Regions from separate parts of the Homo sapiens genome. Here region 1 is linked to region 2. Evidence: chromatin loops called from intact Hi-C (ENCODE). Cell type or tissue: Caco-2. All regions are shown on one strand. Each heading gives the region's core, and the rest is flanking DNA. Links, peaks and the distances in the headings are about the cores only.

What was found. Hi-C counts contacts between places; a loop is a spot of excess contacts. Peaks named below come from ENCODE experiments on the same cell type or tissue, not always from the same donor. Only the 100,000 strongest peaks of a DNase experiment are listed, where the experiment ranks them.
Region 1: it touches region 2 in a loop (4-fold over the local background); 2 of 110 quality-filtered maps call a loop at or near these places.

The regions. Positions count from the first base shown.
Region 1 is chr13:73,196,435-73,201,823 of GRCh38, reverse strand. No RefSeq gene overlaps it. Among named protein-coding and RNA genes, the nearest start is that of KLF5, 140 kb to the right of the region's middle. In Caco-2, for the core only: no CTCF peak of the experiment used is centred there; a DNase peak (open chromatin) is centred at 2,638.
Region 2 is chr13:73,245,991-73,251,379 of GRCh38, reverse strand. No RefSeq gene overlaps it. Among named protein-coding and RNA genes, the nearest start is that of KLF5, 190 kb to the right of the region's middle. In Caco-2, for the core only: no CTCF peak of the experiment used is centred there; a DNase peak (open chromatin) is centred at 2,509.

The sequences.
Region 1 (5,389 bases), core at 176-5,175, 50 kb after region 2:
TACAGGAAGGACTTAATAAATGCTTCATTGATTACTCATTAACTACTACTCAGGAAAGTTAATCATCTGTTTCACCCACTTCTCCTGCTAAGCTATAGTTTACCCTTTGTTTGGTGCAATTCCCAACTCGCTCTTTTCACTCCCTTGTTTAGTAAGAAATCATTTCTCTAATTTATTAGGGAAATGGACTAACTACATGCCACTGAGAAAGAAACACCACTAATACACCCAGTCCCAGAATCTAGGAGATGGGGTAAGAATGGTGATTTGCAGTAGCCATCTTTCCTTCATAGGGAATTTCTGAAACTGCAGCCCTTGTATTTGTTGTGTTCTGTAGAAAGAACAGATAGTTACAAATGGAAAGACTAATACAGATCTATGAAACTAAGCTTAGGAAATAACACTTTAATATATGCCCCCTCAACTAAAGAACAAAAATAAATAAATAAATCATTAATTGAAAACAATCATTTGTCCTACCAACTTCCTTTCACAAACCTCTTCACCCTCCCTTGTCCCATATATTTATTGTGTGGCATAAGGGGGAAACATTACTATGCTGAAGCTTTTATATAAGTGGTTCTGCTTGAGTAAAAGGGGGACATATGGAAATCAGCTAACAGCAAGAGTTCAAAGAGGGAAGCTGGAGGAGGAGGAGACATATTGGCTCTGGATTTGGGACATCCCAATGCGTAAATGTTTATAAGCCCAATAAGAACAAAGACCTGAATACACCTTCCAGTTTTAAGTAGCTTTCTTTTTTGAGAAGCAAGAAGCGATCATGGCTGTTTGTGCTGGGCTATATAGCAAAGGTCGAGAATGTCAGTAGGAGCAAGATATAGACAATTACATGAAATAGACATAGATCCAAACACAGTGGGACTCTGATAAAGATTAAAATCAGCATAATAAAGAAAGCCTAATTATCTAATATCAGAGATTGCCATTTTCATGGCATCATGATTATGTCATTGTGTTTCTATAATACATGCTGGTAAAGTCCATAACTTTGTTGTTTTATATATTATATATGTATTTTCTTTCCAGGATCAAGCTTCTTCTTTTAAAAACGTATTTTTAATGTTATATTTCATGAACAATTCCAGTCTGGCTTCAGAGCAACATTTTTCCACCCACATGGGAAACTGTGCCAAACCTTCAAGGTTTTGCAATACTCTTTTGTAGTATTCCTTTTATCAGGAAATCAAGTAAATATTAATTTTTTTCAAAAGAGAGAAGTATGTTTCCCTGCCAAACACCCAAGTTACAGTGTGATATAATATGAGCTATCAACACATTCTGTATGTTTTCCAAAGACTTCAATCGAGATACCACGGTAGCCGTTTGCTTCAGTGAGGGCTCACAAGTCGAATTAAGGGCTGAATTTATTCCAGAACCCTTAAACTTTTTTTTTTTTTTCGGGGTGGGGGGATGGAGTTTTGCTCATTGCCTAGGCTGGAGTACAATGGCGCAATGTTAGCTCACCGCAACCTCCACCTCCCAGGTTCAAGCAATTCTCCTGCCTCAGCCTCCCGAGTAGCTGGGATTACAGGCATGTGCCACCACGCCCGGCTAGTTTTGTACTTCTAGTAGAGACAGGGTTTCTCCATGTTGGTCAGGCTGGTCTCAAACTCCCGACCTCAGGTGATTCAACTGCCTCAGCCACCCAAAGTGCTGGGATTACAGGCATGAGTCACTGCACCTGGCAACCCTTAAACCTTTTCATAAACAAATAAACACATAGTTTAAGACTCTTGATATCTTTTTTCCTAACCATTCATAGCGTCAATAATTTCATTTTTCACAATCCCCAGATTTCTAAAATGCAGTAGTTATTAGACATCCTGCAGTGGGCTAAGAACCCATCCTACAGTGGGGCCATTTTTTCAACACGGACTATCTATACCGTAAAAAAAAAAAAAAAAAAAAAAATACAGGTTTGAAAGTAGAAATGACCTGGTCTCAATTCACAGACAGGACATTACTTCTAAGAACTACAAAGTGCCTTTATTTTTTGAGGTTTAAATACATTTTAAAGGCACCATAGTGTTGGTTCAAAGAAGAAGAAAGAGAAGGAGATTATTAAAAGGACGTTGGGTGAAATAAGAAAAAAGTCAGAAAAGAAGGATTGCCAAGAAATTTAGTCTCTAGGACACACTGGAGGCTTGAGATTAAGTTTTATTTCTCTCCAAAATTTCCGGATGGAATTGCATCTGTAGGAATCCTGGCTCAGATGAGTCCTCTTGGAAAATCAATATATCATAAAATCCAGAATTATTTAAGTTTTAAACACCATCAACATCAAACCAACACCGACTAAAAACTAAATAAGTGGACATGCAATTCACTGGAGACAACCACAACCAACACCATGTGCAGCTCAACTCAGAACTCGCTGAGGGAAGAATTATTCTCCCACAATTTAGACTAACAAATCCACATTCTTAAAGTTTCTCAGACGTCTAATTAAAAGAAGCCCTCTTGGATGATAGAAATATGCCTATGCGTATAATGACTCATTCTATGGCATATCATTTTAAGCCTGTAACTCATTATCAGTTAAATAACATAGGGTCTGGAATGCAATGATAGATGTTAAGGCTGGCAAAGGAATGAGGCCTCACACTAGCAACTGTGTGTGTGCATGTGTATGTGTGCATATGTATGTGTGTGTTTGTCCCACCCATGAATATAGTAGTGTTGACAAATGAAACCATTTGGAGCATTCGTTTTCTGAAGTTCCTTGTTTGATCAGGCCACAGTAGCTATTTGATTAAGCCATTATAGGCCTCCCTATTTGCCAATGAGGAAATCGTGATGAACAATGAAGGCTTTTTCAAGACCACACATAGAAACATGTAACATCCCTGCAGAAACTGAGCTCAACCTTGGGAAAAAGAAATCATCCAACATTTGTCAGACTCATTTGTCCATTCACTACAAAATGCCTATTAAGCACAACCCCAGCAAGTTGTGTATTCAGCAAGTGTTGGGCATCCAGCCACTATGTAACCTGGCCCAAACTACTCAGAAGAAAACCATCCTGGGGGCTAAGAGGCAGAGCACCAATGCTTCTGATTGGTAGCTGCAGCTGTGAAACACCTTGTAAAAGAAACAGTGGGCAAACCTGAGAGCAATGCAATTTATTCCTTTCACAGCAAATAGTATGAATTACCACTTGATAGTCAATCATTTCCTTAGACTTACACAGTCTCCCAGGACAGGACAAGGTAGTGATCATGAACAGAGGACAGATGGCATCCTTCTCCATATGAAAATGGAGTCCAATCGGATGTTAATTTTTTTTTCTCTTTTCAGACAGAGTCTTACTCTTTTGCCCGGGCTGGAATACAGTGGTATCATCACAGCTCACCGTAACCTCAAACTCCTGAGCTCAAGTGATCCTCCAGCCTCAGCCTCCCAAGTAGCTGGGACTACAGGCATGTACCACCACACCTGATTTTTTTTTTATTTTTTTGTAGAGATGGGGTCTCACTATCTTGCCCAGGCTGGCCTTGAACTCCTGGGCTCAAGTGATCCTCTCAACTCAGCCTCCCAAAGTGTTGGGATTATAGGCATGAACCACAGCACCCAGCATTTTTTTTTTTTTTTTTGACAGAGTCTTGCTCTGTTACCAGGCTGGAATGCAGTGGCACGATCTCTGCTCACTGCAACCTCCCCCTCCTGAGTTCAAGCGATTCTCCTGCCTCATACTCCCGAGTAGCTGGGACTACAGGCGTGCACCAAACACCCAGTTAATTTTTGTATTTTTAGTAGAGATGGGGTTTTACCATGCTGGCCAGGCTGGTCTCGAACTCCTGACCTCGTGATCTGCCCGTCTTGGCCTCCCAAAGTGCTTTGATTACAGGCGTGAGCCACCGCACCTGGCCTGCACCCAGCCTTATGTTATTTTAGACGACTTGTTTGAACATCAGAAACTTATTTTCTTTAATCCTGAGGAGCAAATGAGTTTACAGTATTACACTCCGAAGAGATTGTAAATTCTACTTGGTAGATGAAGAGAAAGAGAGGAGTGACTTGTCTTTGGGCATAGTGTCAATTAACAGAAAACTCCATGCAAATAAAAAATACCCATAAGATTTTCATCCCACTCTTTCAGATGCAGAGGAAAAGTCTAAATCATAGTTGTAAGCTTGTAAATATTAAGGCTATGCATATGGCTGTAATAGTAGTTTCTATATGAGGTCAATTTGCCACATTCAAATTTTTATTAAGTACTGCATTGCTATCACATAAAGACAGAGCGTATGTAAAGAATCCATAGAATTGTAAATTTTAAATGAGTAGATTGTATGATATGTGAATTATATCTCACTGAAGACTGAGAACCAAAGTTGAAGAACCAATGCTTCCAGATTAAAAGGGCCCACCAAGTACCCAGTAAATAAATTTAAAATGTCCTCTCCTAAACCATCTCATTGGAAAATTTCCAAACCCTAAGGATAAAAAGAAGACTTGATAATCTTACAGAGGCTGGGTACGGTGGCTCATGCCTGTAATCCCAGCACTTTGGGAGGCTGCGGTGGGCAGATCACCTATGTCAGGAGTTGGAGACCAACCTGGCCAACATGGTGAAACCCCGTCTCTACTAAAAGTACAAAAATTACCCGGGCATGGTGGCAGGCACCTGTAATCTCCGCTACTCGGCAGGCTGAGACAGGAGAATCACATGAACCCGGGAGACAGATTTTGTAGTGATCCGAGATCATGCCACTGTACTCCAGCCTGAGTGATAGAGCGAGACCGCGTCTCAAAAAAAAAAAGAAAATCTTACAGAGATTCTCATCTGCAAAAGAATGAGAATCACGCTCATGTAGGATGGCTCACTGGCCCTGGACACCTGAAGACACTGGGACATGGTTTTCATTGCTTTGAGGGAAAATGATTTTTGACATAGAATTCTTTATCCAACAGAACTATAAACCAAATATAAATCAAGGAGGACTAAAAACATTTTCCTCTAAGGCAATGTTTGTTAGAAGGTTTCTTAAGGATTTACTACACAAAGTGTGGATGAAAAAAAAAGCAAGAAAAGAAGAAAATACAAGATTTAGAAAACAGTCAATTCAACCTAGCAGAACAAAAGAGAGAAGTCCCAAATGCCAGCTGGGGAACTGCCTTGGAGTGGGGTGGGGAGGACCAACCAGATTGCAGCCAAAGGACAGACGGCTCCTAGAAAGTATCTAAGAATATTCCCTTTATTCCATGAACTGGCTGCAATGTTTCAGAAATAAAAGCAAATTACATATGGGATAAAAGTAGATAAAGATGTAAGTTTTTTAAATCCTCACATCTCATAACAGGCATTTCCAATAATAGGAAGTCAGGCCAGGCATGGTGATTCACACCTACAATCCCAGCACTTTGG
Region 2 (5,389 bases), core at 231-5,230:
ACATTTTAAATATGGTAGAACTACATTTCTGACAACTTCTACTTACTTTCATTTGATGTAACAATAGAGTTGTTGTTTAGAGTTAACAAAGGATTTTTTTTTTTTTGCTTTTTTTTTTTGCTTTTTTTAACATCCTTTTTTAGGAGTGACCTTGTTTCTTAAATCCCATTTGTGTATGATAGGTGGAGATGAGGGACATGTGTGTGTCACTGGAAGTTTTTGAGAAGAGATCAATGGTTGTCAGTAGACAAAGAGCTGCAAGATAGATATCAGAGGTTTACTTTTCCTTAAAGCATAAATACCACAACCAACTGCACAAAGTCATTTATTACCCATGGACATCAATTAGAAAAGTTCTAGTGACTACAAGTTCTCAAATGCTGGGGCCCCTGGAGCCTTTTGTCCCTATCATAGTGGGATATAGGGAGGCGGATTTAGCTATTTAAGTGACCTCTGAAAAATTGCTTTAAAGAAAATGAGGCAGCTCCACATTCATCTCCTGACTCTCAAACACCATCCAAAATAGTAATAATGATAGTAACCTTCTTGCTAGAAGTATAGCTCTATAGAATTATGAGATCAGTGAGTATCAACATTTAATTCTTCAGTAATCTGAATTTTCTCTAATTGTTGCCTTGATAACCCAGCCAGCCCTCGAAGCAGTGTCATGTTGTAGTATTGATTAGTAGTGTCCAGAGCTAAATTATCTTAACAAAAAGGCAACATTTACATTTTGGCTTCTGAAAATTTTGATCCTTGCTAAAATAAAATAAGCAAGGTTTGCCTTCAGTACTGTTAATCTACTGCTTTCCTTCCTACTGCATTATGATAAAGACTTCTAAATCTTATCTGATTAGCATTACCCTTATTTCCTTACTAGCAGAACCACTGGGAAAGGAAGGCAGGTGCCCAGTCCAGAAAACTACCTTTCTTAGCCCTTTCCCAGACAGGCATGTGATGTGGTGGCACGTCAGGGGACACTCTATAAAGGAGACTGCCTTAATCAGCAGATCCTCTTCGCTCATGCCGCTCTTCCTCTTTTTTCTTCTTGAGTCATGGTTGTGATTGCCGGAGCTGCAACAACCATTTTGTGAGCCTGAGGATGAGAGCAGAGAGCCTGATTCCTGATGACATCAGGGAGCCGCCATATAACAGACCAGCTTGCCTACATCTGGACTTAAATGAGATCAACGTAAACCCTCATCTTGTGGAAGACACTATTTCACAGTCCCTATTAGCAGCTGCAGATTATAACTTCTGATACATTCTCTAAGAAGTTTTTGCCCCATGCCCTGCCTGAGCTCCCTGCTCCGGGACACTCACCTCTCAGTCCATCACCTACTTCTACCTTTCAGAAAATGATTGTTTTCCCTCTATGCCTCAGGCCTTCTCTCTGCCAAACTCCACTCTAGCGAAAAAAAATTGTTTTCATCTTCTCAAAGATGGCTTTGGTACTTTAACTATTTTTATTTATCTTGGAATGTATTTATAAGCCACCACCTTTTCAAAAAATTTACATAAGGCAGTTTATCACCTAGCTAATCTGATTATTTAATATGCATCATTGGGGTAATAGAAGAGGTCATGGTAGAAAATAAATGAGAAAGTAAAATATAGAGACAGTTGTATTATGCCCATGATAGCTAAAGAAATAGAAATGGAATTCTTTCCTACCCAAATACCCTTATGTAAACAAACAGGCAATCTTTTTAAGCTTTTAAAAAAAACAGTTGGTGAAGATGATTTAACTAGAGTGAGATTAAATAACCACAGCAAATTAAAATGTGAGCTATCATCAATTTTTTTTCAGGGGCCCAAATGCAGCAAATTAAATGAAGTTTAGAAACATTCTTCTCAAAAACATGGGCTTCTTCTTTCGAAAACTCATTCCTTGCTGGAGTGGCTACTTCATTTGCTCTGTTTATTGTCATTACACTATCAGCAAGTTGGACCAAAGGCACTTACAAACATGTGTGATTGTTTGGGTTAAACTGCAGCTGCTCGTGAGGCTGTTCATACTGACCCCATCTGGAAGGCTGGCTACCGAAGCAGCCCTCTTTCCCTGACTATTCTACTTTCAAAGACTCTTCTCCTTTCAAAGACGATGTACACTTATCTTTTGCACCTGAGCTTGCTGAGAAGGCCATGGAGACACTGCTTTTCTGCAACCTACCTCCTTGGAGCTGTTCCCAGCTTATTCTTCTTGCCTGATTAAAGCTTAAAGCAAACTCAGAACTGGGCTCCAAATGTTGCTTTCCTATTTCCTTTGCAACTCTGTAAACTGGGTTTCTGTCTTTAAAACCCGTAAGTTCTTCCCTTCTTCTTCCTCCACTAGGATCTGATAATCAGTAGGAAAAGGAGGAGAGAGAGGAGTGGGGGACGAGGTGGGGGAAACAAACTGTGCCTGAAAAACAAAGTTGTTACTCTTGAGGCAGAAGGCTTGCTTCCAAAAGCAGTGACTCACTGCACTGAGGGACATTGTCTTGCCTAATAAGTAAAGGCATGTGGCCAAATACACACCTGCCCACAGGTAAGGAATTTAATTCTTCCCAGGACTGCAGATACCATGAGCTTTACATGCAAACATACAGCTTTGCTTCTGCATATTTGCATGGCAATGATTTCTAGATTTCCATTCCACTCCACCTCTCGGCTGTCATTTCACAAAACAAGTGAGGAAATGGCCATGTGCTTAGGAAACTCAGAAGCTGATGGTTAAAAAAATCAACTGCGCCACAGCCTCCTCTCTGAAAACTTATAATTTTTATTGGGAAATTCTGATCAACTTCGTTATGTTGTATCTTTAGTTTCTCTTATTTAAAAAATGCCTGAAATATGTGTACTCTGATTTTTTGAGGTGTTTTAATGTATCAAAAGGGGCATTTGGTTGTAATTATCAATGTTATTTCAGTTTTAATTTAAAGGACCTTATCGCAACTTTATTCGTTATGTACTATAAACGCTATCTCCACCTCTGCCATTTAATGGAGAATTTTTGATTGATGACTCTCAGATCTCTATCTCCATCCCAGATCACTTTCCTCAGACTCATATGTACCAACAAGAGATGTAGTACAGTGATTAAATGAAAAATTTTGAAAGGCAGACTACTTATGAAGCCCAGCTCCTCCATTGACTGCTTATGAAGCCCAGCTCCTCCATTGACTGCTTATGAAGCCCAGCTCCTCCATTTACTATGTGACTTTGGATAAATTACTTAATCTCTCTGCCTCAGTTTCTAAATCTATAAAATAGGAATAATACGATATTGTATTAATTCTAAGAGGGACGTTTTAACATCTTTGAATCAAGATGTGTCTTACAATGGATGGTACCTTAGATTTGATGAAATAAACTAACAATAGCTGTTAGGGTGGCTGTGGGAATTAAATTGATCAAAATATACAATTTATGACAATATTTGGTGTATACTGAGCTTTCAATAAATGTTAGCCAGTATTATTGCATTAATGGGCATATCATTTTCAATTTTCAGGCATCTCAAACTCATCTTTCCTTCAAAGATGATTCCCCTATATTCCTTATTTTGTTTAATGTTAGTCACACAAGTCAGAAACATAAAAATCATCCCTGGCCATTCCTCTCCTTAAGCCTCCACATTCAATCACTTAACAAGCTCTCTTAATTTTACAGTCTAAACATCTCCCATCTTTCCTCTTCTTGCCATGCCCACTGCCACTGCAGTCATCATCTCTGACCTGGAACACGGCAGCCTGCCGTTCAAACTCCACTTGGCCTTTAGAGTCATCTTCCTGACATGGGAATCACATTCTAACTCTCCCTGTCTCCAACTTTTCAGTGCCTCCCCAGAACCACCAGGATGAAGTTCACTTCTTGCTGGGGCACCAGAGTCTTGGGTTGTGAGGCTTCCAGACCTTGATTGGCCTCACCCTGGGCCACAAGCCTTCCTCGCCTGATGCTCCATCCTCACATGTCACTTGCCACTCCCTGAACACTCATGAAGGCTGATGTCTCTGGGCTCTTCCCTCTGCCTAAAGTGGTCATTCCCCTTTGATCCACTTGTGTGTATCCTTCAAGACTCAGAAAGCCATGATTATCTTTCTCCTTTCCCCTCCCTCTCCTAGACAATTTTTTTTTTTTTGAGACTGAGTCTCATTCTGTCACCCAGGTTGGAGTGCAGTAGCATGATCTTGGCTCACTGCAACCTCTGCCTCCCAGGTTCAAGCGATTCTCCTGCCTCAGCCTCCCCAGTAGCTGGAACTACAGGCTCACACCACCATGCCTGGCTAATTCTTTGTATTTTTAGTAGAGACAGGGTTTCACAATGTTGGCCAGGGTGGTCTCAAACTCCTGACCTCAGATGATCTGCCCGTTTCGGCCTCCCAAAGTGCTGGGATTACAGGCGTGAGCCACCATGCCTGGCTCCTCTCCTAGATACTTCTATAGGCCCTTCTAGGTGCTCCCATGTCACCTTGTTTTTACTTCTACTCCATTTCTCTAATTCCCAGTCAATGTATATCCCTTACTTGACAGCAAATCCTTTAAGATCATATTTCTTTATCTTTAGCCATTTCCTGTCACATAGCAACCAACACATGATTGTTAAATGAATGAAAGAATAAAAGTAACAATGTACATGGTATTGTATGACAATATATTGAGAAAAATATGTTGAGAAAAACCAAGAGAGAATAATATAAGAAAAAATCCATTTAAACCTTTTGTGTTAGCTGCAACAATCAGTTCTTTTTCTTGAAATATGCCTTCTTCTCATTTTCCTTTCCTAGAAAGTGCCATCACTCTGATAAACAATCCGCGCTATAATGCCTTCAGGCCAGGGTACTGATGCTCTGTTTTTCAAATATTGACACCAACATGCTATATGGGCACCTGGTACGTGATTATTGTTCTCAGTCCTATTGCAGGACATCTTTTAGTGCAAGGCCCTGTTTTTACTGAAAAGTTGACAAACTCAACATGCTGTTAAGAATAAAAATTGCACATGTGGTAATGATAGAACAATGGAAAATGTGGACAAACATTCTCTGATGTAGCACATTCTCTGATGTAGATTGCTTCTTAAATGACTGTCCCTTACTGGGAAAGGCAATTGCATAAACACTCTTACAGACTTCAACACCATGCCACCCCACCCCAACCCTGTAGATGCTCACAAGTTAAATCTGTGATATTACAACAAAAACAGTGTGCTGGGAAAGTTCATTTGTTAGTTACATGTAGAGATTATTTTGCGGTATGGAAGAAACACAAAGGGCACTAAGTATTTGACTCCTCTTTACCCAGATGTCATGATGATGCATTTCAGTTAACAGGTTGGCCCAAGGTTGTACCAACAACGTGTTGGACCAAAGTCTCCTCACCAAAAACTTGCTTAGCACTTATTGGC